Regions from separate parts of the Homo sapiens genome. Here region 2 is linked to region 1. A link is a loop called in an ENCODE intact Hi-C map of the cell type or tissue named here. Cell type or tissue: mammary epithelial cell. All regions are shown on one strand. Each heading gives the region's core, and the rest is flanking DNA. Links, peaks and the distances in the headings are about the cores only.

Region 1 (15,116 bases), core at 6,950-14,949:
GGAGGGCTCATAAGAAGATGGAAGATGAGGGAAATTTTGAAATTTCTTAGAGACTGGTTAAATGGTTATGACCAAAATGCTAATAGAAATATAGACAGTGAACACCAGGCTGATGAGGTCTCAAATGGAAATGAGGAATTTATTGGGAAATGGAGTGAAGATCACCCTTGTTACACCTTAGCAAAGAACATGGCTGCATTGTGTTCATGTCCTAGGGCTTTGTGGAGGGTTGAACTTAAGAGTGATGACCTTCTGGCCAGGCATGGTGGCTCACACCTGTAATCTCAGCACTTTGGGAGGCCAAGGCAGGTGGGTCACTTGAGGTCAGGAGTTCGAGACCAGCCTGACAAACATGGTGAAACCCCATCTCTACTAAAACTACAAAAATTAACTGGGTGTGGTGGCACACACCTGTAATTCCAGCTACTCTCATTGGGGAGGCTGAGGCAGGAGAATCGCTTGAACCCGGGAGGCAGAGGTTGCAGTGAGCCAAGATCGTGCCACTGCACCCCAGCCTGGACGACAGAGTGAGACTCCGTCTCAAAAAAATAAAAAAACAGTGATGACCTTCAGCTAGGGTGTCTAGCTGAAGAAATTTCTAAGCAGCAAAGCATTCAAGATGTGCCATGCCTGCCTCTCACAGCCTACAATCAGATATGGGAGCAAAGGAATATCTTAAAGTTAGAAGATATATTTAAATGGGAAGAGGAGCATTAAAATTTGGAAAATGTATATCCTAGCCTTGTGGTAGAGAAGGAAAAAGCATTTTCAGGAGAGGAATACAAGCAACAGCTTGCTAGGGAAATTTATATAACTAAAAGGGAGCCAAGTGCTAATAGTCAAGACAGTGGGAAAAGGCCTCAAAGCCATTTCAGAAGTCTTTGGGCCAGTCCCTCCCATCAGAGACCTAGGAGGAAAGAATGGTTTCAGGGCCCAGGCCCAGGGCCTGCACAGCCTCAGGACACTGCTCAAAGGGCCCCAGATATAGCTCGAGGCGGTGTTCCAGCGGGCGCAAGCCATAAGCCTTTGTGGCTTTCATGTGATGTTAAGCCTGCAGCTGTGAAGAATGCAAGAGTGAAGGAGACTTGGCAGCTTCCACTGAGATTTCAGAGGATGTATGAGAAAGCCTAGGTGCCCAGGCAGAAGACTGCCACGGGGCAGAGCCCCCACCGGAGCCTTTACTAGGGCAGTGCAGAGGGGAAATGTGGTATGGGAGCCCCCACAAAGAGTCACTACCAGGGCAATGCCAAGTGGAACTGTGGGAAGAGGGGCCACTGCCCTCCAGACTGCAGAATGCTAGAGCCACCAGTAGCTTGCACCCTGAGTTTAGAAAAGCCACAGACACTCAACTCCAACCTGTGACAGCAGCCACAGAGGTGGAGCTGCCTAAGGACTTGGGAGGCCAACCCTTGCATCAATGTGCCCTGGATGTGGGATATGGAGTCAAAGGAGATTATTTTGGAGCTTTAAGGTTTAATGTCTGTCATTCTGGGTTTCAGGCTTGCTTCAGGCCTATTGCCTTGTTCTTTTGGCTGATTTCTCCCTTTTGGAATGGGAATGTTACTCAATGCCTATACCACCCTTGTGTCTTCAAAGTAAATAACTTGTGTTTTTGGTCGGGGGGTGGTTGATGGTGGTGGTGGTGGTTGTTTAGACAGGATCTTGCTCTGTCGCCCAGGGTGGAGTGCAGTGGCATGATAGCTCACTGCAACCTCTCCCTCCCAGGCTCAAGCAATCTTACCACCTCAGCCTCCCAAGTAGCTGGGACCAAGGCACGTGCCACCATGCGTGGCTGATTTTTGTATTTTGGGTAGAGATGGGGTCTCACTATGTTGCTTGGGCTGGTCTTGGACTCCTGGGCTCAAGCAGTACACCTGCTTTAACCTCCCAAAGTGCTAGGATTACAAGTGTGAGCCAATAACTTGTTTTTGATCTTACAGAAAATCATACGAGGAAGGAACTTGCCTTGAGTCTCAGAAGAGACTATGGACTTTGGACTTTTGATTGAGTTGATGCTAGAAGAGTTAAGACTTTGAGGGATGATTTTTTTTTTTTTTTTTAAGACAGAGTCTTGCTCTGTTGCCCAGGCTGGAGTGCAGTGGAGCTCAATCATTTTGAGGTCAGGAGTTTGAGACCAGCCTGGCCAACGTGGTGAAACCCCATCTCTACTAAAAATACAAAAATTAGCCAGGCGTGGTGGCGAACGCCTGTAGTCCCAGCTACTCAGGAGGCTGAGTCAGGAGAATCGCTTGAACCTGGGAGGCGGTTTCAGTGAGCCGAGATCAGGCCACTGCACTCCAGCCTGGGTGAAAGAGCAAGACCGTGTCTCAAAAAAAAAAAAAAGTTGCTTGACATCATTTAAAGTTAAATATGTTTGTCATATAACCCATTTATTCCATTCCTCAATATTTACCCACAAGACATGAAAGCATGTGTCCATACAAAGACTTGTACACAGGCTGAGCGTGGTGGCTCATGCTCATAATGCCAGTACTCTGGGAGACTGAGGCGGGAGGATCACTTGAGCCCAGGAATTTGAAACCAGCCTGGGCAACATAGGGAGACCCCATCTCTACAAAAATAAAAATATTAGCCAGGTGTGGTGGCACATACCTGTGATCCCAGCTACTTGAGAGGCTGAGGTGGGAGGATTGCTTGAGCCTGGGAGATCGAGGCTGCAGTGAGCTGTGATTTTGCCTCTGCATTCCAGCCTGTCTCAAAACAAAAACAAACAAAAAAACTTGTACACAAAATTCATAGTAGCTAGTATTGCCAAGAACTAGAAACAACCCAAATGCCCATTAAAAGGTGAATATATAGGCCAGGCGCGGTGGCTTATGCCTGTAATCACAGCACTTTGGGAGGCTGAGGTGGGCAGATCACAAGGTCAGGAAATTGAGACCATCCTGGCCAACATGGTGAAACCCCTTCTCGCCTAAAAATACAAAAATTAAGTGGACGTGGTGGCACGTGCCTGTAATCCCAGCTACTCCGGAGGCTAAGGCAGGAGAATTGCTTGAACCAGGGAGTCGGAGGTTTCAGTGAGCCAGGATCACACCACTGCACTCCAGCCTGGGCGACAGAGTGAGACTCCATCTCCAAAAAAAAAAAAAGTCACCTTCTCACCTACTGCATTTCCATCTCTATTCTTTTTTTTTTTTTTTTTTTCTTGAGACGGAGTCTCGCTCTGTTGCCCAGGCTGGAGTGCAGTCGCGCAATCTCGGCTCACTGCAAGCTCCACCTCCTGGGTTCAGGCCATTCTCCTGCCTCAGCCTCCTGAGTAGCTGGAACTACAGGCGCCTGCAACCATACCTGGCTAATTTTTTGTATTTTTAGTAGAGATGGGGTTTCACCGTGTTAGCCAGGACGTTCTCGATCTCCTGACCTCGTGATCCGCCCGCCTCGGCCTCCCAAAGTGTTGGGATTACAGGCGTGAGCCACCGCACCCGGCCTCCATCTCTGTTCTTTAAAGGATATCTCTATGTGCAGTCCATACTTAAGGAGTTGGGATTTGTTCTTCTTTAGGGGGGAATATCTATGTAAATTGTTTGTAATTCTCCAAGGGAGATTTGTCTCTTCTCCCCCATTTATTTATTCAAATGTTCAGTAATTTATATCAGTATGGACTCATGGATACTTATTTTATACGTTGGGTTATAATCTAATACTACTTTATTTGGTTGCCCAGATTGTTCCAGCTCTTTCAGTTCTTTTGCCCCTTCGATGTACCCCCATCGATGTGCATTTGTTTTGGTCTTTTGAGTTCTTCTTTATGGCAGTATATGATGCTCCAGGCTCATCATGGATACTTCTTTATCCAGTCCTGTAATCAGCCATTTCTCCAAGGATCGCTGATTTCTTTGACTGGAGAATTGGTATTAGACATGAAGATGTGGGGCCAGGTGTGGTGGCTCACGTCTGTAATCCCAGCACTTTGGGAGGCTGAGGCGGGCGGATCACGAGGTCAAGAGATCGAGACCATCCTGGCCAACATGGTGAAACCCCGTCGCTACTAAAAATACAAAAATTAGCTGGGCATGGTGGTGCGTGCCTGTAGTCCCAGCTACTCAGGAGGCTGAGGCAGGAGAATTGCTTGAACCCGGGAGGCGGAGGTTGCAGTGAGCTGAGATCATGCCACTGCACTCCAGCCTGGGTGACAGAGCGAGACTCCGTCTCAAAAAACAAACAAACACAAAAGATGTGGGGCTAGGTGTGTTCATTTCTTTCTTTTCTTTCTTTCTTTTTTTTTTTTTTTTTGGACACAGAGTCTCACTCTGTTGCCCAGGCTGGAGTGCAATGGTGTGATCTCGGCTCACTGTAGCCCCTGCCTCCCAGGTTCAAGTGATTCTCCTGCCTCAGCCTCCCAAGTAGCTAGGATTATAGGTGCGTGCCACCACCACACCCGGCTATTTTTTGTTTTTTTGAGACAGAGTCTCGCTCTGTCAGCCAGGCTGGAGTGCAGTGGCACGATCACGGCTCACTGCAACCTCTGCCTCTTAGGTTCAAATTATTCTCCTGCCTCAGCCTCCCTAGTAGATGGTATTACAGGCGCATGCCACCACGCCCAGCTAATTTTTGTATTTTTAGTAGAGATGGAGTTTCGCCATGTTGGCCAGGCTGGTCTTGAACTCCTGACCTCAGGTTATCCACCCACCTGGCCTCCCAAAGTGCTGGGATAACAGGCGTGAGCCACTGTGCCCAGCCTAGGTGTATTCATTTCTTTGAGGCTCTCTCAGCTGGCAGATGAAGGAAATATATGTATGTACTGATGTGTATATACACATATCTGTAAATATTTCTGTATATAATCCCGTCTCTATGTCAAGCTAGACATGAGTTCATACTGATGTCTCCAACTGTAATCCATTACCACATGAATCATTCTAGCTTCCTCCCTTTGCTTATCTGTAAATTTCTACTTCACCACTGAGAAACCTGGCTTCCAGTTGATCTAGGGACTCCAATGTGCATCTTTGACTTATCAGCATATACTTAATATTGTACTACTTCACATAAGGTATTTTGTGAAAGGAAATTTACCAGAGTATCATTCTACTGTCCCACCCCCACTCCCTGTCCTCTCTGCTTTTTTGGTGTATTTTTTATTACATTCATAATTTTGCATATACTTGTGAATAATTAATTCTGTTGACTATTATTCCATTTTGTGAATATTACCAGTAGATTTATCCTGTAGAATTTAAGTTTTTTCCATTGCTGTTATAAACACTTTTCTACCTACTTTTTGGTGAAGGTAAGTACACATTTCTGTTGGGTGCACCCTAGGAGTAGAATTGATTCGTTATAATATATGCATATACTTGGCCTTACCAATCAGTTTCCAAAGCAATTGTACCAGTTTAACTTTACAGTTATTCCAGAAGTGTATGAGACTCCATGTCAGTACTTAATGTCATCTGTCTCTTTCATCTTTGCCCATTTTAATTCAAAACTTTTTAAAAACTATGTGCTGACCAGACAAAACAATTTGTGAGCCAGATGTCGTCCATAGGCCACCTCCAGATTAGAGTGTTTTGTCTATGAGGATTAATGTCTGTCTTAATGTGTGTGTGAATAATTTAAAAATTGTCTACTGGACAGCTGGAAGAATTAAAAATTCATGTTGCAGTCCTACTAGTGGAGAGATTTTGAAGCAAACTGCATCGGGAACATCTATTTGCACTCATTGCTTTGTTCATTGGGGTGACTGGAAAGCACAAATGTGGAGAGGTTTTTGGAGAAAGCCAGAACAGAGGACAGGGGATTGAAGTGAGGAAGTAGGAACTTCTGCAAGTGAACTAAAAACCTGTCCCCTTACTGGGGGGATAAAGAGTAATTTCATTTTATTTTTTCATTTCCTTCTTTTTCCTTTGTTACTCCACCATTTCTATGAAGTCTGATGCACGTGCTTTGTTGGGGCTGGTGATGACATGGAGAATGAAAACTCGGGCAGTAAAGGAAAACCACCCCACATTGATCCCATAATTGGTGTCCAGGTAGAGAGAACAGGCATCCATGTGAGAGAATCTCACTAAGATGTTCAAATGGTAACCAGTGGGTCCAGACAGACTAAGGTGTGGGGGAGAGCAGCTGGCCAGTGGAGAAGGCCTCCTTCCTCCCCGATATACTAGAAGAAGGTGATTTTTTTTTTTTTTTGAGAAGGCGTCTCACTCTGTTGCCCAGGCTGGAGTGCAGTGGCGCCATCTCAGCTCACTGCAACCTCCACCTCCCGAGTCCAAGCGATTGTACTGCCTCAGCCTCCTCAGTAGCTGGGATTACAGGTGCCTGCCACCACACCCGGCTAATTTTTGTATTTTTAGTAGAGACAGCGTTTCACCAGGTTGGCCAAGCTGGTCTTGAACTCCTGACCTCAAGTGATCCACCTGCCTCAGCCTCCCAAAGTGCTGGGATTACAGACGTGAGCCACCACACCCAGCCAGATGGTGACAATCTGAGAGGACAGAGGCTGACATCTGCTTTGTAGTTGGAACTCTTTCTATATTCAGTATATGTTCCTGCCTAAGCATATCCTGGCCTTAGCTTGTTACCCCTCTCCATCCCCAAGGCTTGTGACCAACCTAGAAAGGGTCAAACCTCAGGGTTCTGTGCTTCAGGTTTAAGGGTGATAGACTGATTGGACCATGATTCTGACAATGAAGTCTCCTGATGACCACTTAAGATATCTGCAAACCTCTGTGGGAAATTCTAAGGTTGGGGAACACTGATCTGAGGTCAGAAGTAAATCTGGGACCCAACCCTGGGAGTTCTCAGGAGGTAGATCTCAACTCCTGAGGAAGGAGGTCTCACAGACTGAGCTATCCCACAAGGGCAGGAAAGGGAAAGGGTAAGAGTACTCCCAGTCCCTATGGGTGGCAGAAAGCAGTAGCATGGTCCCTTTCAGGTGGGGCAAAGGGGAGACAAATCCATTTTAGAGGGCATCGAGGGTCATATCCAGCCAGGTATTCTGAATGTAGGGCTCTAGTTCTGAGACTGAGTCATATACCTGATTTTGGAGAAGTGCTCACTGCCAGGATGCTCAGAGTGCCACAGACCCTTGCTATCTACAGAATCTCCTCTAGTAGGGGCTGATGGAGGCAGGTGGTCTCAGGAATGGATGTGGAGTTGAGCACCCCCAGTGAGCTGGCTATGAGTGGCCAGGCAGTACCTGGGCTGCTCAGACAGTTTGCAGAGATGGTTTTGTCTGGGTTGAGACCATGTTGTCTATGAGAATGAATGTCTGTTTTTGTGTGTGTGAGATCGAACTTCCAGGTTCAACCATGTCCTTCCTTTGCTTCAAATTTTTTGGAGGCATTCCATGGCCTGGAAGTTAGTATATAGTTCAAGCTCCTTCCCTGGCATCCAAGGCCCCTGACGGTTTGACCTTGCTGACCCCCGTTTCCACCCATCACACTGCAGATCCAGCCTCACCCAGAGAACTCTCGGCACTGAGTGCTGCTTTAGTTCTTGTTTCCTCTTCATCTAAGTTAGCAACTCCCACAAGACGATAGTTGGAAGAGCATTTGTCTTTACATCTAGCTTAAGACACTTCCACCCATACCTGAGTTAAGGGCTGCTTTCTCTGTGACCCTACAGCCTCAGGGCTACCAGTTCCCACAGCCCATGTTGTCATAGTCTGTGCCCATGTCTGGGATAGACAGACAGACACACACACACGCACGCACGCACATGCACAAACTCCTTGAATGTAGGGCCCAAATCTCATTCATCTTCCAGTACCCAGCTCTCAGCCCTGTCTGCCAACAAAACTTCTCAGGAAAGCATTTGCTAAAGGAAAAGAGAAGAGATATTTGTGTTATACAGTTGACCTCCTCTCTGGGAATTACTTTCCTGCCAGGTAATGAGCCACACAGGATTTATAGTGCAGAAGCAGTGTGGTGTGGTAGACAAGGTCAAGTGACCTGCATTTGAATCCAGATTCTGACACAGCATGCATGACTTGGACAATCTACTTTCCTTCTCTGCATCTGTTTCTTTGTAGGTAAAATAAGAATAGTAACACCAGGCCCATGGGGTTGTTGCAAAGACCTATGAGATAAAGCAGGGGAAGCTTTGGGCAATGAATGGCAATGTCCCCAGCTCTGTCTGATCTCAAATGCCCTGCCCAGCCAGCTCCCTGATCCTTGTTTAACCCACATTCTTGGGAAAGGACTCTAGATAGCTTGGGCTCTTCCTACATATTGATCTCTAAAAGTCCTGAGACTGTGCCGGAGAGTAAGAGGAAAGGTCATTCCCAGAGCCAAACTCAGAGATGTCCCTGCAGGAGCATGCAGGACACCCTCTAATGAGATGGCGTAATGGGGATGCCACTAAAGGACTGACAGGGTAACTGGGTCCATCTGGGAGAAAATTAAGGCTGAGGCTGGGCTGAAGGTAGTGAGTTATCTCAATTGACTGTTCATAGTCAGTTACAGATCAAACTCTGTTCTCTCTCCCCACTTCTCACTGCTGCAAAGGAAGGGAAGGAAAGGAAAGGGAAGGGGAAGGGGAGGGGGAGGGGGGAGTGGGGGAGGGGAAGGGAAGGAAATGGAAGGGGAAGGGAGGGGGAGGGGGGGAGGGGAAGGGAAGGGAAGGGAGGGGGAAGGGAGGGGAAGGGAGGGGAGGGGAGGAGGAAAGACAAAAATAGAAAAAATTAAGGCTGTGAGGAGGAGAAAGGAGGGGAGCAAAACAAAAGAAAAAATTAAGGCTGAAGTTCCAAAGCATGGACTGGGTCTGATGCACTGCTGGGTCCCCTGAACACAGTACAGGCCTTAGGATACCCAGGGTATGTAACCTCTGACTGCACAAATGCTAACAGACCTTGGTTTTCTCAAGAGGCTCCTCTTGCATCCATGCTTGTCCTTAAGCCGGGGCCACATACTGGACTATGCCCTGTGTTCAGTAGCCTGGCCCAAGAGGTTCCTTATAGTTTGACCTCATCCACCACCTCTCACCATGCGACCTGCTATAGCATGAGACTGGTTCCTGAACTTCAGGGTGCTCTCAAGCCTCTAATGCCTTTGCTCATACCATTTCTTCCATCTGTTCTCTGTGTGGAAAGCTCTCCCAACTTTTTCAGATTGGCAAACTCCTACTCATTTTTCAAGGTTCAAAATAAATTTCCACTTCCTGTCCCAAAGCTTTCCCTAGTTCCCTTGGCAGAGTTGCATGCCTCCTCTTCAGAGCTCCAACTGCACCACGTTCCTCTGTAACTTCATTCAATCATTGCTGTTTTTATACATGTCTCACCTCTAAGTTGGTGTCTCTGGAACTGTGGCTGAGGTGAATACCTGATATTTTTGCCAACCAGCTTTCATCTATTCATCCTACTTCTGGGAACAGTGCCCTGAATTTCCTCTGGGACACCATCCCACCCCTGCTGTAAGCCCTGTTATTTTAGACCATCCGTTTCCAGACCACTGGGGTTGATGCAGGGATGGCCACAGGACCCAATTTAGACTGATGTCTACCAGGCCCAGGACTTTCAGTCATACTGTTAGAGGAAGAGAAATTCTCTTGGTTGGACTTGAACTCAGGAGGGCATTAGCCTGGAGCTGCTGAACATCACTGCAGCTTCCAAATGAGCCAGCCCTGCAGGTGTAAAGATGGAAACAAAGCAAAGTCTAAGTGACACTCTTTGAGCCCCTGGATCACACAGCTCTTGGACTTCTCAGTTATGTGGCTTAACCTTTTCCCTTTGGCTTAAATCAGTTTGAACAGGGAGTTTCTATCTGACAGCCCCAAGAAGCCTGATGCAGGATGATGGTGTTTCCTTTCCTGACCACCTGGTTTTCTATGAGAACAATTCATTGATTCAACTCTAGAAGGATGGGAACCTACTGGAAAAGACTCCAACATGAACAGGATTCTCAGAAAGCAGGCAGGACCTGGCTTGGATCATCCATCAGCTCAGACAACAGAGACTCCAAGGCAGTCCCTCCTCTTGAGCCCTCAGGAATGGTCAACTTCAACCAGCTACCTTAAGTGTAGGGAAAACAAAATCCAGAAAGGTTAAGTGACTTGCCCCAAATGACTCAGCTAATATGCTGTCACCAGTTCCAACTGATCTCAGAATCCACACTCTTTTTCACTAGACCAGTGAAGGCACTAGTAGCTGCTGGATCATGGAGAGGGAAACAGGGCCTTCTGGGGGAACAAAGCAAGCCACAGTTACTGCTAGAGCCAACCAAATCTTTATTAGTCTCGGCAGCAGAACTAATGGAGCCCCCATTTACAGGGGAGCTTTAGTGGGCTAGTCTGGCTACCAGGCAGGGATGTTAGCATTTCTATTGGTGATTGGGATAGAAAGGGGGAAGAGACTGGAAGGGAACCAAAGGGGGAGACTGGTGGACCACCTGAGGGCAGGCACAGATGGGGCTTCCTGGGCTGGTGTAGAGGTGGATCAGGCCCCAGAGGAGAACACTGCCATCTTATTCAGAATGAAGGATGAGACAAAGCCTGAGAGGGTGACAGTCACAGCTACAAAGAGAGGGCCGAGCTCCTGGTGTGAGAGGCATTTCTGGACGGAGGCAGCTTTCTAGGGCTGGAAGTCTCAAATAGAACTCACCTGTTCCCCAACCAGGGGTCCCCAGGTTCAGCTCAATTGTTATCATGGGTACCAGCCAGGAAGCTGTTTGTGGGAAGGATGGGACTTGACTCAGGAGTGTTTTAGGTATGGACATGTGTCAGTATTCACAAAACAGGCAATATATTCATTATAGATGCAATCATGAAACTTCCCTCCAGAGAAGGCTCACATCTCCCCTTTCACCTAGGAAGCTCCTTAGCTTGAAGGCCCACCACGGTCTGATCCCAGCCTCCACCCCAGCCCAAATGAACTCCCATTTAATTCCTTGGACATGCCATGACGTTCACGGCTCTGCATACTTGCCAATAACTGTTCTTCCAGCCTACCTGTCTTGCTCCCTGCCCCACCTGTCCTTGTCAAAGGACTGATAACTCTTCAGCTTTGTCAAGTCCTTGTTTACTCCTGTTCTCCCCACCAGGACTCGAGCTCCCTAAGGAGAGAGCAGAGAGCCCGATTCATGTTGTGTCTACAGCGCCTGGGGAACTCGAAGCCAAATGAAGTCGTATTTGCTGTGCCCTGTTGTGTTTAGAGGAAATGTATCCATAAATGTCTATAACAGATTTTGGGGGTGTCTAGTGGTAGATGTGAAGACTTCAAGCGATGTTTGTACCTGTGATGATAGCTTCTTCCCATGTGGGGATTAAGGGTAGGGAGTGGGGGGAATGGTCCAAACCCGGAAGGAGCTAATGGAGAGGATAGGGCCAAAGTGGGACAGGGCTTGGATGGTAGAGGATGGGGTCCAGGAGGAAGAGGAGTCTAGCAATCCAAGCGCAGGGGTCAGTGCTCCGAGTCCCAGGGCTCAGAACCAGCAGGGCGACCACATGAGCGAGCCCAGCGCCGCCCCAGTGGCGGCTCCCGCAAGCATGCCCATGGCCAGAGGGGCGCCGGCGCTGTAGCAGGGATCCTCCCGCACTATCACGTGCGTCACGCCAGGGCCTGCAGAGGGAGACAGCCCATGAGGATCAGCGACTTAGGAGGGAGTAGAGTGATCTTCGTACCCTTCCTGCATCACTCCAGCCCAACCCAGTGTAAGGCGCCGAACCCACTCTCCTGCTCCCCAGTCAAAGAACAGATCTAGACGCGGGAAGAGCTCCACCCTACGGCTCCCAGGCCTTGGATCGGCTACGGATGTCCCGGAACCTACGGGTCCGCTACGGCAGGCTAGGGCGGAGCAGCGAGGAAACCCTGAGATCGCTAAGCACAACCACCAGGCGCCTAACGATGGGCATTCCCAACCGCCAGGCCCCAGAGCGGGGAGGAGGCAGCATTCCCGCAGTAGCCACCAGGGGCCGCTACCGGCTCAGGAATGGGTATTGCCGACCGCAGGGCTGAGGAGCCATCCCAGAAGGGTGAGGTCAGCTCGAGACGAACGCTGGTTCCAGAGCTCTCCCAGTCTCAGGATGGAGAGGGGCTTGCGGAGAGTTCTGCCTGGGAAAATCCGTGCACGCTAAAAGGATGAAGCCTGGTCCGGACTTACGGACCGTGGGCTGGGCCTGGCGCTGAATCGGTGCTGGATCGAGGCAAGCCCCGGGGCACGCTGGAGACTTACCTGCGTAGGGCGGTCCGTAGTAGCTGCGGACATACGTGGCCTCGTGTGCATTGGGGGGCACCACCTCGTAGTAGTCTTGGTACGGGCTGTAGACGCGCACCTGGGGAATCCAACCATGTCAGGTGCCCAGGAACTCCCTGGCCCGGATTTGGTCCCCTACCCCCACGCCTGGCACAGGCCTCTCTGGGATCCATGGAGCCACCTCCCCAAGTTTAGAAATGGGCCTCCAGCCACTAGCAAGCTCTTGGAGAAAGGCCCTGCCCTCCCCACAAGGTCCACGGTCCTCTAAAACTTCTGCCCTACATCCAGCTCCCAGTGACACCCATTCTCCAACTCTGGCCTCCCACCTAGCTCAAAAAATTCTCTATGGCTCCCAATTTCTCCTTATAGGTAGTCTAATATTTGCTAGCAGCTCTACAATAATGCCACTTGAAAGACCCAGCTCTACTAGTCACAAGGAGGGGAACATGGCCAAGCCCCAGGCCCAGGAAATAAACAGGGGTTGGGGAGGAAGGAAGGGAAAGGAAGGATAGGGATGAGAAGTAACTAAAATACAGTTATGCGTCTTTTAAACAACAGGGATACAGTCTGAGAAATGCGTCCTTAGGCAATTTTAGTTATGTGAATATCATAGAGTGTACTTACAAACAAACCTAGGTGGCACACACCTAGAGTATATGGTATATCCTATTGCTCCAAGCCAACAAACCTGTTCAGCAGGCTACTGCCCTGAATACTGTAGGCAATTGTAACACAATGGTATTTGTTATCTAACTAATCATATATAAATGTAGAAAATGTAATGCATTGCCCTACGACATTATCATGGCTACAACATCACTAGGTGATAGGAAATTTTCAGCTCCATTATAATCTTATGGAACCACCTTTGTATATGTGGTCCATCATTGACCCAAAATTGTTAGGCTGCACTAGGCTGTAACGATTATTGAGCACCTACTATGTACCAGGTCCTGAAGGAAGTGATCACGTGTGTTACACCACCTCTAATCCTTAAAGCAGGTATTAGCTCCACATGACCATAGGGTTGGGGACTGAGGCTCAGAGAATGGTCAGTGTTCTCTCTGGAATGCATTCCCTGCCCTCCCCTCTCTCCCATTAGATTTCTGCCAACCCTTCAAAGCCTAGCTCAACGGTCACCCACTCCACTCCAGGAAGCTCTCCTGGTCTCAGGAAGAATTTTTTTTTTCCCTGAATTCTGTGGATCTTGCTTGTGCCTCTTGTTGCTATCCTTTCTCCTGGCCTTTCTTGCAGCCCAAATGTGAGCTGCTTGTAGACAAGGACTCTGATTTGTTTGTGTCACCAGCAGGGCCAAGTGCATACCAGGAACCAAGAACTATGTGCTGAATTAAATGGAAACTCCAAACCCCTCATTTTACCCATGGGGGAGCAGACCTGGAGAGGGGTCAGGATCCCCTTCTCTTCTGGATCTTTCCTCTTAGCCCCATTCCACCCTGTATCTCTCTCTAACTGGGATTCACACCTGAACAGTCCAGCTCCCCTTAGAAGTCCAGGTGTCTCAAACTCCACTCATCTCAAGATGATTGCAACATTTCTCCATCTGCTAAAACTGTTGCTTTTCCCATAAATCTTTTTTTTTTTTTTGAGACAGAGTTTCATTCTTGTTGTCCAGGCTGGAGTGCAATGGCATGGTATCAGCTCACTGCAACCTCCGCCTCCCGGGTTCAAGCGATTCTCCTGCCTCAGCCTCCCAGGTAACTGAGATTACAGGTTCCTGCCACCACGCCTGGCTAATTTTTCTGTATTTTTAGTAGAGACAGGGTTTCACCATGTTCGCCAGGCTGGTCTTGAACTCCTGACCTCAGGTGATCTGCCCGCCTTGGCCTCCCAAAGTACCCAGCCCCATAAATGCTTCTCTCAGTACATGCCATCACCATGCACTCAAATCAAGAAAGGCTAGGCACAGCGGCTTATGCCTGTAATCCCAGCACTTTGGGAGGCTGAGGCGGGAGGATTGCTTGAATGCAGGAGTTCAAGACCAGTCTGGGCAACATGGCAAGAACCTGTCTCTACAAAAAATTAAAAAATTAGCTGAGTGTGGTGATGCATGCCCGTGGGCCCAGCTATTTGGGAAACTGAGGCAGAAGGATCACTTGAGCCCAGGAGATCGAGGCTGCAGTGAGCAGTGTTTGCACCACTGCACTCCAGCCTGGGCAACAGAGGGAGATCCTGTCTCAAAAAAAGAAAGAAAGAAAGAAAAAGAAAGAAGGAAAGAAAGCAGGTTGTTGCCCTTGTCTTCACACATCTGCTTTCCACACATCAGCCACCAGGTCTCGTGATTTTATCTTCTAAATGTGTTCTTCTGCCCATTCTTTTGGCCAATTCCAAGATAATAGGCCACTGGTTTTAGCAACTTGGAAGTTGTGAGTGACCTTGAAAAAACTTTTCAGAGGAGTTGCTGAGTAGGAAAAGCCAAGCTATGGAGGGTTGAAGAAAGGCTGAGAGGTGAAGGATGCAATCCCCATGTCATGACATCTCTTTCAAGAAGTTTGGTGGTAAGGGGAAGGTCTCCAAGCACACCTTGTGATTTCAAATCTCCATGCCATTTTCCTTTGCTAGGGATATGCTTCTCACCTCATTCAACCTGTCTTTCAGACTCAACTCAAGCATCACTCTCCCTGAACCTCAGGTTCTGTTGGGGTCCCATCTGGACACTCACAGCCCTTGGATGTCCCTGCATCACAGCACCGATCATGCTGTCTTCACGTTGTTTCCCTGTGTCTCTCCCATCAGACTTGGAGATGCCTTTGAGGGCAGAGACTGGGTCTAATCAGATCTGACTGGAACATGGCAGGTACCTAATAAATGTTTATTGAATTCATTCCAGTGAATCAAATACAGGGCCAGACTGGAACTAAGGTTGCCCAACTCTGAGTTCAGTTTCAAGTCAGGGAAAACATATAGTCCCAAGACAATGCAAGAGGCTCAGACAAGCAATGT
Region 2 (15,116 bases), core at 4,179-12,178, 270 kb before region 1:
CAGTAGCTGGTGTAGCTTTACAGTCATCTGTGCAAACTGCTGAATTTGTTGATAAGTGGCAGAAAAATTCCACAAAATTATGGAACTCTCAGCTTCAAACAGATCAAAAAATAGTTAATCAAATTAATGATCTCCATCAGACTGTAATTTGGATGGGGGTTCGTATTATGAGTTTAGAAAATAGAATTCAAATACAATGTGACTGGATACATCTGATTTTTGTATCACTCTCCATAGTTATAATGAAACAGAACACCAATGGGAAAAAGTTAAACACCATTTGGAAAGAAAAGAGGAAAATCTCACCCTCAATATCGTAAAACTAAAAGAGCAGGTTTTTGAAACCTCTCAGGCTCACTTAACCCTGCTCCCTGGAACCGATATTTTGAGCAAGGCAGCTGATGGGTTGTCTGCAGTCAATCCTCTTAAATGGATTAAGGCCACTGGAAGTTCTACATTTGTAAACTTTATTCTAATAATTATGTGCTTGTGCTGTCTCATGTTAGTTGGCAAATGCAGAAGCCACCTCTGGAGAGAAAGCCGCCACCAAGAACAAGCAATGATAGCTGTGGCGGTTTTGCAAAAAAGAAAAGGGAGACATGTTGGTAGAAGGGCTGAGGCAAGACTTGCTTGTCTGACATAATGTAAAAGAGTCTTGGAACTGTCCTGAGTCCAGGGTCTAAAACCCCTCATGGCCTTTGGAACACCAAGCTCTGTGCCAAAGAGTGGAAGGCTGCCCTGCCGCACCACAATCTAAGCTCAGGGCATAAAACCCCTCGTGGCTTGGATGGAATCCAGGGCTGAGGGCATAAAACACCTCATGGCCTCTGGAATGTGTCTAGACTTGCTGGCTCCTTGCTTCTTGCTCTCCCAGGCTCATAAATTGATTGCATCTTGAGGTAGAAAAACATGTTCTCCATTATCTCGAGTAGCAGAGCATATTCCATATGCTTAAAAGAAAATGCTAAACCACCACAGCTATAGGTCAAACGCTTGATGCACTGCTTCCTTTCTACCCCCACATCCTCACGTCCTCACCACCTGCTTCTTTGATCACCAAAAAATAATGTGGGCTTCCAGAGCTCAGGGCCTTCACAGCTGCCATACTGGTGTTGGCCCCCTGGACCCACTTTATGCACTCTTGTCTTGTCTCATTCCTTTGACTCCACCGGACTTCATAACCCCCACGACCTGGTGTTGGGTCTGATCACCCCAGCACAATGCCACACAATATAACCTTCTTTTTCTCTCCCTCTCCCCATTCTTTTTCTTCAGCAGTATCTTCCCTAAGTACTACTCCTTCAGTCAGCCTCTTCTTTGTTGTTGTTTTGAGACAGGGTCTCACTCTGTCACCAAGGTTGGAGCGCAGTGGCATGATGCATGATCACAGCTCACTGCAACCTCCACCTCTTGGATTCAAGTGATCCTCCCACCTCAGCCTCCAGAGTAGCTGGGACCACGAGGGCATGCCACCATGCTCAGATAATTTTTTTTTTTTTTTGAGATAGAGTCTTGCTCTGTCGCCCAGGCTGGAGTGCAGTAGTGCTATCTCGGCTCACTGCAACCTCCGCCTCCTGGGTTCAAGTGATTCTCCTGCCTCAGCCTCCCGAGTAGCTGGGATTACAGGTGCGTGCCACGACACCCAGCTAATTTTTGTATTTTTAGTAGAGACAGGATTTCACCATCTTGACCAGGCAGGTCTTGAACTCCTGACCTCATGATCCACCAGCCTCGGCCTCCCAAAGTGCTGGGATTACAGGCATGAGCCACCACGCCCAGCCGATTTTTTTTTTTTAAATAATTTGTGGTAGAGACGAGGTTTCACCATGTTGCCCAGGCTGATCTTGAACTCCTGAGCTCAAGTGATCCACCCGCCACCACCTCCCAAAGTGCTGAGATTACAGACATGAGCCACCACACCCAACCAGTCAGCCTCTTACTCCCCTCAAATGGAAACATGTTAAGAAAGCATCTGGCCGGGTGCACTGGCTCAGGCCGGGCGCAGTGGCTCACTTGTAATCCCTGCACTTTGGGAGGCCAAGGCTGGTGGATCACCTGAGTTCAGGAGTTCGAGACCAGCCTGGCCAACATGGTGAAACCCCGTCTCTACAGAAAAAAATACAAAAATTAAACAGGTGTGGTGGCAGGGGCCTGTAATCTCAGCTACTCGAGAGGCTGAGGTAGGGAGAAATCACTTGAACCCAGGAGGCAGAGGCTGCCGTGAGCTGAGATCATGCCATTACACTCCAGCCTGGGCAACAGAGCGAGACTCCGTCTCAATTAAAAAAAAAAAAAAAAGAATCTCACATCACTCATATAGGGAAAAAGGAGTGCTGTGTTTAAAATCTCATCTCTCCTCGCTCTCCCTCTCCCGTCTCCCTCTCCCTCTCCCGTCTCCCTCTCCCTCTCCCTCTCCCTCTCCCGTCTCCCTCTCCCTCTCCTTTCCACGGTCTCCCTCTCATGCCGGGCCAAAGCTGGACTGTACTGCTGCCATCTCGGCTCGCTGCAGCCTCCCTGCCTGATTCTCCTGCCTCAGCCTGCCGAGTGCCTGCGATTGCAGGCGCGCGCCGCCACGCCTGACTGGTTTTCGTGTTTTTTTGGTGGGGACAGGGTTTCGCTGTGTTGGCCGGACTGGTCTCCAGCTCCTAGCCGCGAGTGTTCCGCCAGCCTCGGCCTCCCGAGGTGCCGGGATTGCAGACGGAGTCTCATTCACTCAGTGCTCAATGGTGCCCAGGCTGGAGTGCAGTGGCATGATCTCGGCTCGCTACGGCCTCCACCTCCCAGCCGCCTGCCTTGGCCCCCCAAAGTGCGGAGATTGCAGCCTCTGCCCGGCCGCCACCCCATCTGGGAAGTGAGGAGCGTCTCTGCCTGGCTGCCCATCGTCTGGGATGTGAGGAGCCCCTCTGCCTGGCTGCCGAGTCTGGAAAGTGAGGAGCGTCTCTGCCCAGCCGCCATCCCACCTGGGAAGTGAGGAGCACCTCGTCCCGGCCGCCATCCCATCTAGGAAGTGAGGAGCGTCTCTGCCCGGCAGCCCATCGTCTGAGATGTGGAGAGCGCCTCTGCCCCGCCGCCTCATCTGGGATGTGAGGAGCGCCTCGGCCCGGCCGCGACCCCGTCTGGGAGGTGAGGAGCGTCTCTGCCCGGCCGCCCCGTCTGAGAAGTGAGGAGACCCTCCGCCTGGCAACCGCCCCGTCTGAGAAGTGAGGAGCCCCTCCGCCTGGCTGCCACCCCGTCTGGGAAGTGAGGAGCGTCTCCGCCCGGCAGCCACCCCGTCCGGGAGGGAGGTGGGGGTCAGCCCCCCACCCGGCCAGCCGCCCCGTCCGGGAGGGAGGTGGGGGGCTCTGCCCCCCGCCCGGCCAGCCGCCCCGTCTGGGAGGTGAGGGGCGCCTCTGCCCGGCCGCCCCTACTGGGAAGTGAGGAGCCCCTCTGCCCAGCCAGGAGCCCCTCTGCCCAGCCAGCTGCCCCATCTGGGAGGGAGGTGGGGGGGTCAGCCCCCCGCCCGGCCAGCCGCCCCGTCCGGGAGGTGAGGGGCGCCTCTGCCCGGCCGCCCCTACTGGGAAGTGAGGAGCCCCTCTGCCCGGCCAGCTGCCCCGTCCGGGAGGGAGGTGGGGGAGTCAGCCCCCCGCCCGGCCAGCCGCCCCGTCCGGGAGGGAGGTGGGGGGGTCAGCCCCCTGCCCGGCCAGCCGCCCCGTCCGGGAGGTGAGGGGCGCCTCTGCCCGGCCGCCCCTACTGGGAAGTGAGGAGCCACTCTGCCCGGCCAGCCGCCCCATCCAGGAGGGAGGTGGGGGGCTCAGCCCCCTGCCCGGCCAGCCGCTCCGTCCGGGAGGGAGGTGGGGGGGTCAGCCCCCCACCCGGCCAGCCGCCCCGTCTGGGAGGGAGGTTGGGGGGTCAGCCCCCCGCCTGGCCAGCCACCCGGTCCGGGAGCTGAGGGGCGCCTCTGCCCGGCTGCCCCTACTGGGAAGTGAGGAGCCCCTCTGCCCGGCCACCACCCCGTCTGGGAGGTGTACCCAACAGCTCATTGAGAATGGGCCATGATGACGATGGCGGTTTTCTGGAATAGAAAAGGGGGCAAGGTGGGGAAAAGATTGAGAAATCGGATGGTTGCCGTGTCTGTGTAGAAAGAAGTAGACATGGGAGAATTTTCATTTTGTTCTGTACTAAGAAAAATTCTTCTGCCTTGGGATCTTGTTGATCTATGACCTTACCCCCAACCCTGTGCTCTCTGAAACATGTGCTGTGTCCACTCAGGGTTAAATGGATTAAGGGCGGTGCAAGATGTGCTTTGTTAAACAGATGCTTGAAGGCAGCATGCTCCTTAAGAGTCATCACCACTCCCTAATCTCAAGTACCCAGGGACACAAACACTCTGCCTAGGAAAACCAGAGACCTTTGTTCACTTGTTTGTCTGCTGACCTTCCCTCCACTAGTGTCCTATGACCCTGCCAAATCCCCCTCTGTGAGAAACACCCAAGAATGATCAATTAAAAAAAAAATAAAATTAAAAAGAAAAAAAAAAAAAAAGAAAAAAGAAAAAAGTCCTCCCATAAGGAAAGATGATCAATTCTTATGTATCGTTCTAGGGATATAAATATTCAGGAGGCTTTTCAGAATAAAAGTTAAATCATTTAAAAAAAAAAAAAGAAATAAACTTACTTGAATTAAAAAAACAAACAAAAAAAATCTCATCTCTAACTGCAGAAGGAAAAGCTTGGTTCCCTGATGGCATTTCAGATACTAGTGCCTAAGATATTGAAGAACTTTCCTGGGTCTCTGAAACCACACTGTTACAGAGGATGGCCTGCCTTGAAGTAGCTCTTTCATATTATTTGAGGCAAAAGGCTTACTTTAGGTGTATTTGGAGTAAGTAAAACACGCTTTTGGAGGTGGGCCAAAGGACAGAAAAGTCAATTAAAGAGCTAAAAAATAAACTGCAAGTTTTGGGTAAATTGAGTGGTCAGAAAGTGACCAAATCTTCATGCTGCCGAGCTCACCTGCCAGTTGTATGACTTGAAGCAAGCTTGCTTAATGGCCCTAAGCCTAAGTTTGTTCGCATAAATGGGATTATTAACAATCAACTGTAACACAGGGTTGGTAGGAAAATACATAAAGTTATAGGTGGCCAGGTGGGCCCAATGGATCCTCCTACTTCAGACACTTGTAATCCTAGCATTTTGGGAGGCAGAGGCAGAGGGTTGCTGAGGCCAGGAGTTCAAGACCATCCTGGGCACCATAGCCAGACCCCGTGTCTACAAAAAAATTAGAATAATAATAATAAAAGTTATAGGAAAGCATGTAGCATATAGAAGATGTTCCTTCAGCCTTGAGGCAGTAGACTCAAAGACCAGGTTCAAATCCTATCTGTTAGCTACTAGTTTTCTGACCTTAAACAATTATTTCTTAGCCACATTTTCCTATTTACAAAATGAAAATATGGAATTACCCTTTTTTGCATTACCAAGCCTTCTTTTGAATTTTAATTTACATTTGTTTAATTACTAATGAAGTTGAGCATCTTTTCACGTTTGCTGGTCATTTGTTTCACTCTTACCACTAGAAAAGAAATGTATTAAAATGAAAATCCAGAGGGTTGGGAGAAGGCCTTGCTCAGCCTAGGCCTGGCTGAGGTGGAGGGAGAGAGGAAGACCTCATCTGAGTGACAACCATGTGTGCAGGGGGAGGGTAAAACAGGAGATGGGCTGTGTACTGGCAGGTTGGTTACTCACAGAGGTACTGTGGATTATGAGAGGTATTGAGGATTATGAGAGGCAAGTTCCTCACTGTTGAAGAAAGGAAGTATATACGTGGAAGGCTAAAATAAAACCTGTGGAGGTGGGCTGGAATTGGAGACATCAGTGTGAACTCATGCTTTTTACTATAGAACGATGGATGTGGAAAGGGCCATTCATGTACTGTCCCCGATAGGGCCCCGAAGCAGGAACACTCCAGTAACAAAGTATACTAGCGCCCGGATCTTGGTTTCTGAATACCATTATCTACTAAATGGAACCAAGGCCGCATACACAAGTGACTGGTTCTAGGGATGGGGCTGGAAAAATACAAGGTGAGGCTGGAACATCTTGTGGTACCAGAAAATATGGAAGTGCTCAGAGAATGATGGGAACGTGTCAAAAGGACACAGGATCCAGCTTGAAGGAGTGTCCACTGGCCAAACTGGAACAATTTTAACATCAAAGTAAATAAAAGTAAGAATGAGTTGTAATCATAGAATATGAATCCATGAGTAGTCCACACTGATATATCTACGAATGAACAAACAAGCAAATGACTAAATAAATAAATGGGGTAGAAGGGAAAGTTCTAACTTATGGTAGAATGCTAATTATAAATATAGAAAGAATGATGGAATAAGAAAGTCACCCTTTGGCAATTATTAATAGCATGGGAATAACTCATTCAGACAAGAATCATCTAAGAATGCTAAAACTAGTTGACGCAAGTTTCATGGGAACAGGATATTTATATAGTTTCAAAGTAGCTCCCCACAAAATGCTTATTAATTTTCTGTGGAGAAACTTGGAAGACACCATTTTAACCACCTTAACATCAACAGACTATAACTTTAAAAATGGAAAAAAACAAGGACATGGCTGGGCGCGGTGGCTCACGCCTGTAATTCCAGCACTTTGGGAGGCTGGGGCAGGTGGATCACCTGAGGTCAGGAGTTCACTTCACTAACATGGTGAAACCCTGTCTCTACTAAAAATGCAAAAATTAGCCAGGCGTCGTGGCACATGCCTGTAATCCCAGCTACTCAGGAGGCTGAGGCAGGAGAATCGCCTGAACCCAGGAGGTGGAGATTGCAGTGAGCCAAGATCACGCCATTGCACTCCAGCCTGGGCAACAAGAGCGAAACTCCGTCTCAGAAAAAAATAAAATAAATAAAAAACAAGGACATGGAAAAATGAGAACCCTCGTACACTGCTAGAGAGGATGTAAAATGGTTACAGCCACTTTAGAAAACAGTTGGCAGCCCCTCAAAAAGTTAAATATAGGTACCATATGACCCAGCAATTCCACTGTTAGGTATATACCAAATAGAACTGAAGGCATATGTTAACGCAAGAACTTGCACATGAATGCTGCTAGCAGTGTATTTCATAGTAGCTAAAAAGTGGAAACAGCCCAAATGTCAGCCCATTCATCAACTGACGAATGGATAAACAAAATGCGGTATATCCATACAATGACATATGTCAGGTCTCTCCAGAGAAGGCGGACAAATAAGATGTGTACGTTCTGTTTTCATATAGATACGTGTGTGTATGTGTATATATACATAGAAAGAGAGAGAGACATTTAAGGAATTGGCTCACAGGAAGCTTGGCAAATCCAGAAACTGATAGAGTAGGCTGATGGTCTGGAGACTCAGGGAAGAACTGCAGTCTGAGTCCAAAGGCAGTCTGTTGACAGAACTTCTTGCTTGGGGGACAACAGTCTTTGTTCTATTAAGGTCTTCAACTGATTGGATGTGGCCGACTCACACTATCACACTATGGAGGGTAATCTGCTTTACTCAAAATCCCCTGATTTTAGTTTATTCATTTATTTTTTGAGACATGGTATTGCTCTGTTGCCTAGGCTGGAGCTCAGTGGTATGATCATGGCTCACTGAAGCCTCAACCTTCTGGGCCCAATCGATCCTCCTACTTCAGCCTCTTGAGTAGCTGGACTTGAGTAGCTTGCCTGGCCCCAAAATTCACTGATTTTAAATGTTCATCTCATAAAAAAAAAAATACCTTGAAAGAAACATCCAGAAAATTGACCAACCATCTGGGCACCATGGCCAGTCAAGCTGACACATAAAATTTACCATCACAAATGGTAATAAAGTAATAGAATGTAACATTTACATATTACTCTCAAATGAGTCAGAAAAAATATAGCATATATAACCTGTGTACATATATACAGAAAGAGAGTGATAAAGCAAACATAATAAAAAGTTGACAACTGGGCTGGGCACGGTGGCTCACGCCTGTCATCCCAGCACTTTGGGAGTCTGAGGCGGGCGGATCATTTGACGTCAGGAGTTTGAGACCAACCTGGCCAACACGGTGAAACCCTGTCTCTATTAAAAATACAAAAATCAGCCAGGTGTGGTGGTGCACCCTTGTAATCCCAGCTACTCAGGAGACTGGGCAGGAGAATTGCTTGAACCCGGGAGGCAGAGGTTGCAGTGAGCCAAGATCGCACCACTTCACTCCAGCCTGGGCGACAGAGTGAGACTCTGTCTCAAAAAAAAAAAAAATTCAACAACTGGGAGATTCGGGTGAGGGTGTACTGAAATCCTTGATGCTATTCTTTTTTATTCTTTTTATTATTTTTAAATATTTCTCATGTTTGTTTCCTATCCTTTGTACTATTTTTGCAATTTTTCTGCAAGTTTAAGGTTATTGGCAAAATAAAAGTTAAAATAGAAAAAGAACATAAAGTATATGCACAAAGAGTATTGTTTAGAAAAGAAATCTACCTATTGTGAGGCCTGTGCCTGGTACCAAGTACATGCTGAATAGCTGCTGCTGCTGCTGCCAGCTTTTCAGGTCTGGAGAGAAAGGTTATTTCTCATAAGAAGTCACAAGGGGGCATCCCAAAGCCAAGAAACACCATCTAGCACAGAAGTTCACTGAGTCTGTAGAGCTGTCGGTGTCCTACCGTTCCTTACCCAGAATGCACTCCTTAATCCTAAAGAAAAAAAAGAAAAAGCTTTGTCTGCTAAAAGCAGGGGCTCCTTCCTTTCACAGTGGACAAGGCTATGGAGCACCTGAGAGCTGGTCTCCTTTCCTTCTGTTTGGGTCTGGATTTCAGAGCAGCTGTCAAGGGTCACTGCATATATCACAACCAGGACATCGACTCTGGAGACGTATGAAAAGGAGCGGACGAATGTGGTGGCAATGTAGAAGAGTGAGCCCTGGAATGAGAACTCACAGACATTCACGTGTTGTGTGTACTCAGCCATATCCCTCCTTATCCTCTTTTCTTTTAATTGATTTTTAATTGTAAATGGACAATTTATACTTGTTTATAATTATGGGCCACAAAGTCCTATTGTGACTTATAAATACAATATGGAATAATTAAATGAAGCCAGTTAACATATCCATCACCTCAAATGCTTAACATTTTTTGGGTTGAGAACATTTGAAATTTACTCTTAGCAATCTACCATGCTATGCAATAGATCTCAAAACACAATATATTCCTCCTGAGACTTTGCACCCTATGACCATCATTTCCCCATTCCTCCTCCCCGAGTCTCTGTAACCACCATTCTACTCACTGCTTCTACATATATAAATATATATATATACATATATATATACATATTTTTTTTTTCTTTTTTGAGAGAGAGTCTCGCTCTGTTGCCCAAGCTGGAGTGCAGTGGTGCAATCTCAGCTCACTACACCCTCCACCTCCTGGGTTCAAGCAATTCTCCTGCCTCAGTCTCCTTAGTAGCTGGTATTACAGGTGCCCACCACCACACCTGGCTAAGTTTTGTATTTTTAGTAGAGACAGAGTTTCCTCATGTTGTGCAGGCTGGTCTCCAATTCCTGGGCTCCAGCGATCCACCCACCCCAGCCTCCCAAAGTGCTGGGATTACAGGCGTGAGCCACCACGCTGGTTCTTCCACTCACTGCTTCTATGAGTTCAAATGTTTCAGATTCTACAAATAAATGACAACATTTCTTCCTGTTTTCTTTTTTTCTTTTTTTTTTTCTTGAGATAGAGCCTCGCTCTGTCGCCCAGGCTGGAGTGCTGTGGCCCGATCTCAGCTTACTGCAAGCTCTGCCTGCCAGGTTCACACCATTCTCCTGCCTCAGCCTCCCAAGTAGCTGGGACTATAGGTGCCTGCCACCATGCCTGGCTAAATTTTTTTGTATTTTTTGTAGACAGGGTTTCACTGTGTTAGCCAGGATGGTCTCAATCTCCTTACCTTGTGATCCGCCCGCCTCGGCCTCCCAAAGTGCTGGGATTACAGGCGTGAGCCACTGCGCCCGGCCCATTTCATCCTGTTTTCTTTTTTTTTTTTTTTGAGACGGAGTTTCACTCTTGTTGCCCAGGCTGGAGCGCAATGGCGCAATCTCAGCCCACCACAACCTCTGCCTCCCGGGATCAAGTGATTCTCCTGCCTCAGCCTCCCAAGTAGCTGGGATTACAGACATGCGCCATCATGCCCGGCTAATTCTGTATTTTTAGTAGAGACGGGGTTTCTCCATGTTGGTCAGGCTGGTCTCGAACTCCTGACCTCAGGTGATCCACCCGTCTTGGCCTCCCAAAGTGCTGGGATTATAGGCGTGAGCCACCATGCCCAGCCTCATCCTGTTTTCTTAATCTGACTTCTTAGATGTTCCACCTGGAGCTCCTAGGATTTAATGTTTCTAAGTTCTGGAATATGTCCATTCTGGTCTACCTGACCCTGTCACAAACTGCACCTTGAAATGAAATTGCTCTAGTCACAAAAGTCTCTTGCTACCTGCCTGTGATTACACAGTGCAGCAGAAGGTGCTGTCCAAGGTCCAAATGAAGCCTCTGGTATTTAATGTATTGAGTCTCAGTTTCCTTATCGGAATAAAACAAATAATAACATTCGCTTTTTGAGTCTTGTAAGAATTAGATATATAAATATAGTATCTAGAACAGAGTAGATATTAAATGAATTGCAGTATTTTCTTTTTACACTTTGGTTTAAGTAACAGGGTGTTGTAGAAAAAAATGGGATTTAAAGTTAAGACAAAGTTCCTGGTTGAGTGCCGTGGCTCATGCCTGTAATGCCAGCACTATGAGAGGCCAAGGTGGGAGGAATACTTGAGTTCAGGAGTTTGAGACCAGCCTGGGCAACATGGTGAGACTCTGTCTCTACAAAAAATTTAAAAAATTAGCCGAGTGTGGTGGTGTGCACCCATGGTTTCAGCTACTTGGGAGGCTGAAGTGGGAGGATTGCTTGAGCCCAGGAGGTTAAGGCAGAAGCTGTAATCATGCCAACGCATTCCAGCCTGGGCAACAGAGCAAGACCCTGTCTTTAAAAAAAAAAAATTTACATGAGAATACGCCTTTAAAAACTCTGGTGGCCGGCCGGGTACGGTGGCTCACACCTGTAATCCCAGCACTTTGGGAGGCCAAGGCAGGTGGATCACAAGGTCAGGAGTTCGAGACCAGCCTGGCCAACATGGTGAAACCCCATCTCTAATAAAAATACAAAAAAAATATTAGCCGGGCATGGTGGTGCATGCCTGCAGTCCCAGCTACTAGGGAGGCTGAGGCAGGAGAATCGTTTGAACCTGAGAGGTGGAGGTTGCAGTGAGCCAAGATCGCACCAGTCTGGGTGACAGAGCGAGACTCCGTCTCAAAAAAAACAAAAAAAAGAACTCTGTCAACAACATTATTACCCCAGCCAGAAATGACCTTCCTCCGTTAAATAAATAAAAATCTTAATCTGCATGTCCCAGCTCAAGTGTTACATCTTTCAAGAAACTTTTCTCTAATAATCTCAAAAATATAAATAATATGGTATCCATATTCTGGACATTGTTAAAAAAGAATGAGGAACGTCTACATGTACTGAGATGGAAAATCTCAGAGACATTAAGTGAAAATAAGCCATGGAATACATACATTATGATTCCATTTTTATGTTTAGAGAAAAAAGGAGGTGACCATGCCATTCTCTTGCTTAAAACCCTTCAGTGGTTCCCCACTGCCAACCACGTAAAGTCTGAGCTCCTTAGCTAACATTCGTGCTCCTTCACTATTTGGGCTCTGCCAACCTCTGTGGCCTCATCTCCTACAGACCGATCTTGTCATTTTGAGCCCTGGGTTCCAGCTGTGACTAAAGTGCCCTCCACCATCTCTTCCTCTAGATCAGTGGCTCTCAAGCTTTAGCATACATCAGAATCACCTGGAATGCTTGTTAAAATACAGACTGCTGGCTGCACCCGTAGAATTTCTGATTTAGGTCTAGGATTGGGCCTAACAATTTCTATTTCCTGTCAAGTTCCCAGGTGATACTGATGCTGCTGTTCTAAGAACCACACTTTGACAGCCAATGCCTTTACAATGCTTATGATTCAGTTTCCTCACCTACATATAGGCTGACCAATCATGTTGGTTTGAGACTGCCCCAGTTTTGGCATTGAAAGTTTCAAGTCACAGAAAACCCCTTAGTTCCAAGCAAACTGGGACAGTTGGTTACCACCTGCATAAGAATCTCTCCCAGGTGGCAGCTTACAGGACATTTATTGCTACTGCCAAGCAGGCCTTCTCTATGGCCAGGCAACAGGGAGTGCTGAGGAAGGAATTCCATCGTCCTGACCAACTTTTTGCTGGAGTAAGAGTATTTAACAAAGTTCTTCATATTCAGGCACCTCCAAACATATTTTCTTTATTTCCTCCAGAGAACAGGCTTTAGTACTGAGGTCCTTGTAAACATTTAACAAAACTGGTTTAAGAACAAACTAAAAGCATCTATATCCTTGCCCTGTGTTGCTGGGGTGAGTTTATACAAGGAGAAGTTGGAACAAATGCAGTGGGCACAATGACCTTCTTACTCAGTTCAAAGTAGGTCTTGGGATGAGAGTTCCACACGGCCAGTACAGCTGACTTTCTGTGATTTCCAAGGGGTGCCCAAGACATTAAACGCCATGGTCCTTGGGAAGGACTGATGATGTTTCTGCTCATTGTTGATCAGGGTCAAACCTTTTCACTAACCGGGACTGCTCTTTCCAAGAAGTCAGAGGTCAGAAAGCTGGTAGCGTCGTACAAGACCGTCTCGACAGCATGTGTAGATCTGCTTCTCCCATGTGGCTACCTAAAACACAAGAATTCACAGTTCAAAGGAAGCCTGGGATTCTTCCATTTCAAAAAGATGGAGGCTTATGATTGACACACACTAGTCCCATGGAGTCTGAGAAGGCTTTATGAAGGCAACAGAATTACATCCATAATTATGTGCTTACAAAAATTGTTGGCCCATAGTGATGGATGCATCCCAATCACCAATGGTTGGGATGCACCATGACTATATAACAGAGAAACTAATTGGCCCAAGTGGAAAGCAAACCCATTAGTATTGTTCAGGTTTAGCACAGATGGTCTGCCTCTAGGGAGGAGATGGTTCAGAGATGGGCTTGACTATTCTTGAACCTTATAAAATTGGATGCAAAAATGTTCTGAATATGTGTCTTTTTTTCTGAGGAGGATTTCATCAACTCCTCAAGGAAAACAGCATGAATTCTGGAGTTAGTCTCAGCTTTACTACCAACTAGCTGCATGACCTAGGGCAACTTTCTCAACCCCCCAGGCCCCAGTTGCCTCATTTGTACAATGGAAATGTGTTGATTCAAAATATGGAACACTACACAAGAATTTTGTTTGTTTGTTTTTTGAGACAGACTCTTGCTCCGTCGCTCAGGCTGGAGTGCAGTGACGCCATCTTGGCTCACTGCAAGCTCCGCCTCCCGGGTTCACGCCATTCTCCTGCCTCAGCCTCCCAAGTAGCTGGGACTACACACACCCACCACCACGCCTGGCTAATTTTTTGTATTGTTAGTAGAGACAGGGTTTCACCGTGTTGGCCAGGATGGTCTCAATCTCCTGACCTCGTGATTCGCACCCCCTCCGCCTCCCAAAGTGCTGGGCATGAGCCACCACGCCCGGCCGGAACACTACGCAAGAATTTTTAAAAATGAAATAGATGGCTGGGCGCGGTGGCTCACGCCTGTAATCCGAGCACTTTGGGAGGCTGAGGCAGGCCTCAGTCGGGAGTTCAAGACCAGCCTGACCAACATGGAGAAACCTCGTCTCTACTAAAAATACAAAATTAGCCGGGTGTGGTGGCGCATGCCTGTAATCCCAGCTGCTCGAGAGGCTGAGGCAGGAGAATCGCTTGAACCTGGGAGGCGGAGGTTGCTGTGGGCTGAGATCGCGCCATTGCACTCCAGCCTGGGCAACAAGAGCGAAACTCCATCTCAAAAAAAAGAAAGAAAGAAAGAAAGAAATAGATCTATATGCATTTACCTGGAAACAGCTCTAAGATGGTAATTAAAAAAAAGTCACAGGGCAATATATAGAGATAGTCTCAATTACGTACAAACTGAAGATAAAAGTATATTATTTACATTAATACATAAAGATGTAAGTGTGCAAATTCTCTGAAAATAGTCTTGAAAAATATGTGCCAAACTTTTAATGCTAGTTACTTCTGGAAAAGAGAAAGGGAACCAAAAAGGTCGTAAAGGAGACTTTTAAATCTGTATCATTCTGTATTGTTTGAACTTTTACAGATATTAATTGTACAACTTTTTTTAAATTATAGGAAAAAATAGGAATAGTAATACCTACACCTCAACAAATAGTAACAAAGATTACATGAGATAACGTATATAAAACGTTCAGCACAGTGTCTGGTCAATAAATATTCCCCTTTTGTTTTTCTCTATTTGAATCAAATGAAAAAATCAGTCTAGAAGTCTTAATAATAATAAGAATGAATAATATTTATAGAATGTATTTACAAAGAGTTTTCAGATTACTATCTTTACAGATGAATTGACAGACTAGTGAGGTAAAGTAAGTTTTTAAGTTTCTAGAGCTAGTAAGTGATGAAGTCACTTTTTTTTTTTTTTTTTGAGACAGGGTCTCACTCTGTTGCCCAGACTAGAGTGCAATGGTACAATCACAGCTCACTGCAGCCTCAACTTCCCAGGCCCAAGCAATCGTCCCATCTTGGCCTCCCAAATGAGTAGCTGGGACTACAGGTGTGTGTGCCACCATGCCCAGCTAATTTTTCTGTATTTTTTGTAGAGACGGGGGTCTCATCTTATTGCCTAGGCTGGTTTCAAACTCCTGGGCTCAAGTGATCCACCTGCTTCAGCCTCCAAAAGTGCTGGGGTTACAGCTGTCAGCCAGAAGTCACTTGTTTTTTTTTTTTTTTTTTTGAGATGGAGTCTCACTCTGTTGCCCAGGCTGGAGTGTAGTGGTACGATCTTGAGGCTCACTGCAGCCTCCACCTCCCAGGTTCAAGCGATTCTCCTGCCTCAGCCTCCCAAGTAACTGGAACTACAGGCATGTACCACCACGCCCAGCTAATTTTTTTGTATTTT

Evidence for each region. A loop is a pair of places that touch in the nucleus more often than their neighbours do. Peaks named below come from ENCODE experiments on the same cell type or tissue, not always from the same donor. Only the 100,000 strongest peaks of a DNase experiment are listed, where the experiment ranks them.
Region 2: it touches region 1 in a loop (4-fold over the local background); 6 of 110 quality-filtered maps call a loop at or near these places.

The regions. Positions count from the first base shown.
Region 1 is chr11:73,657,871-73,672,986 of GRCh38, reverse strand. It overlaps PLEKHB1 (pleckstrin homology domain containing B1), which reads right to left. Exons shown (of 8, transcript NM_021200.3): 7 at 12,135-12,234; 8 at 10,168-11,521. The coding sequence ends at 11,385. Among named protein-coding and RNA genes, the nearest start is that of PLEKHB1, 19 kb to the right of the region's middle. RefSeq lists enhancers at 11,019-11,861, 11,862-12,706 and a silencer at 11,785-11,956. In mammary epithelial cell, for the core only: a CTCF peak has its summit at 11,873 (motif pointing right); a DNase peak (open chromatin) is centred at 11,866; H3K4me3 peaks cover 755 bases.
Region 2 is chr11:73,924,992-73,940,107 of GRCh38, reverse strand. PAAF1 (proteasomal ATPase associated factor 1) reads right to left here. Exons shown (of 12, transcript NM_025155.3): 12 at 8,994-12,823. The coding sequence ends at 12,746. Among named protein-coding and RNA genes, the nearest start is that of DNAJB13, 18 kb to the left of the region's middle. RefSeq lists enhancers at 2,679-3,313, 13,207-13,706 and a silencer at 7,236-7,486. In mammary epithelial cell, for the core only: a CTCF peak has its summit at 8,596 (motif pointing right); a DNase peak (open chromatin) is centred at 8,617.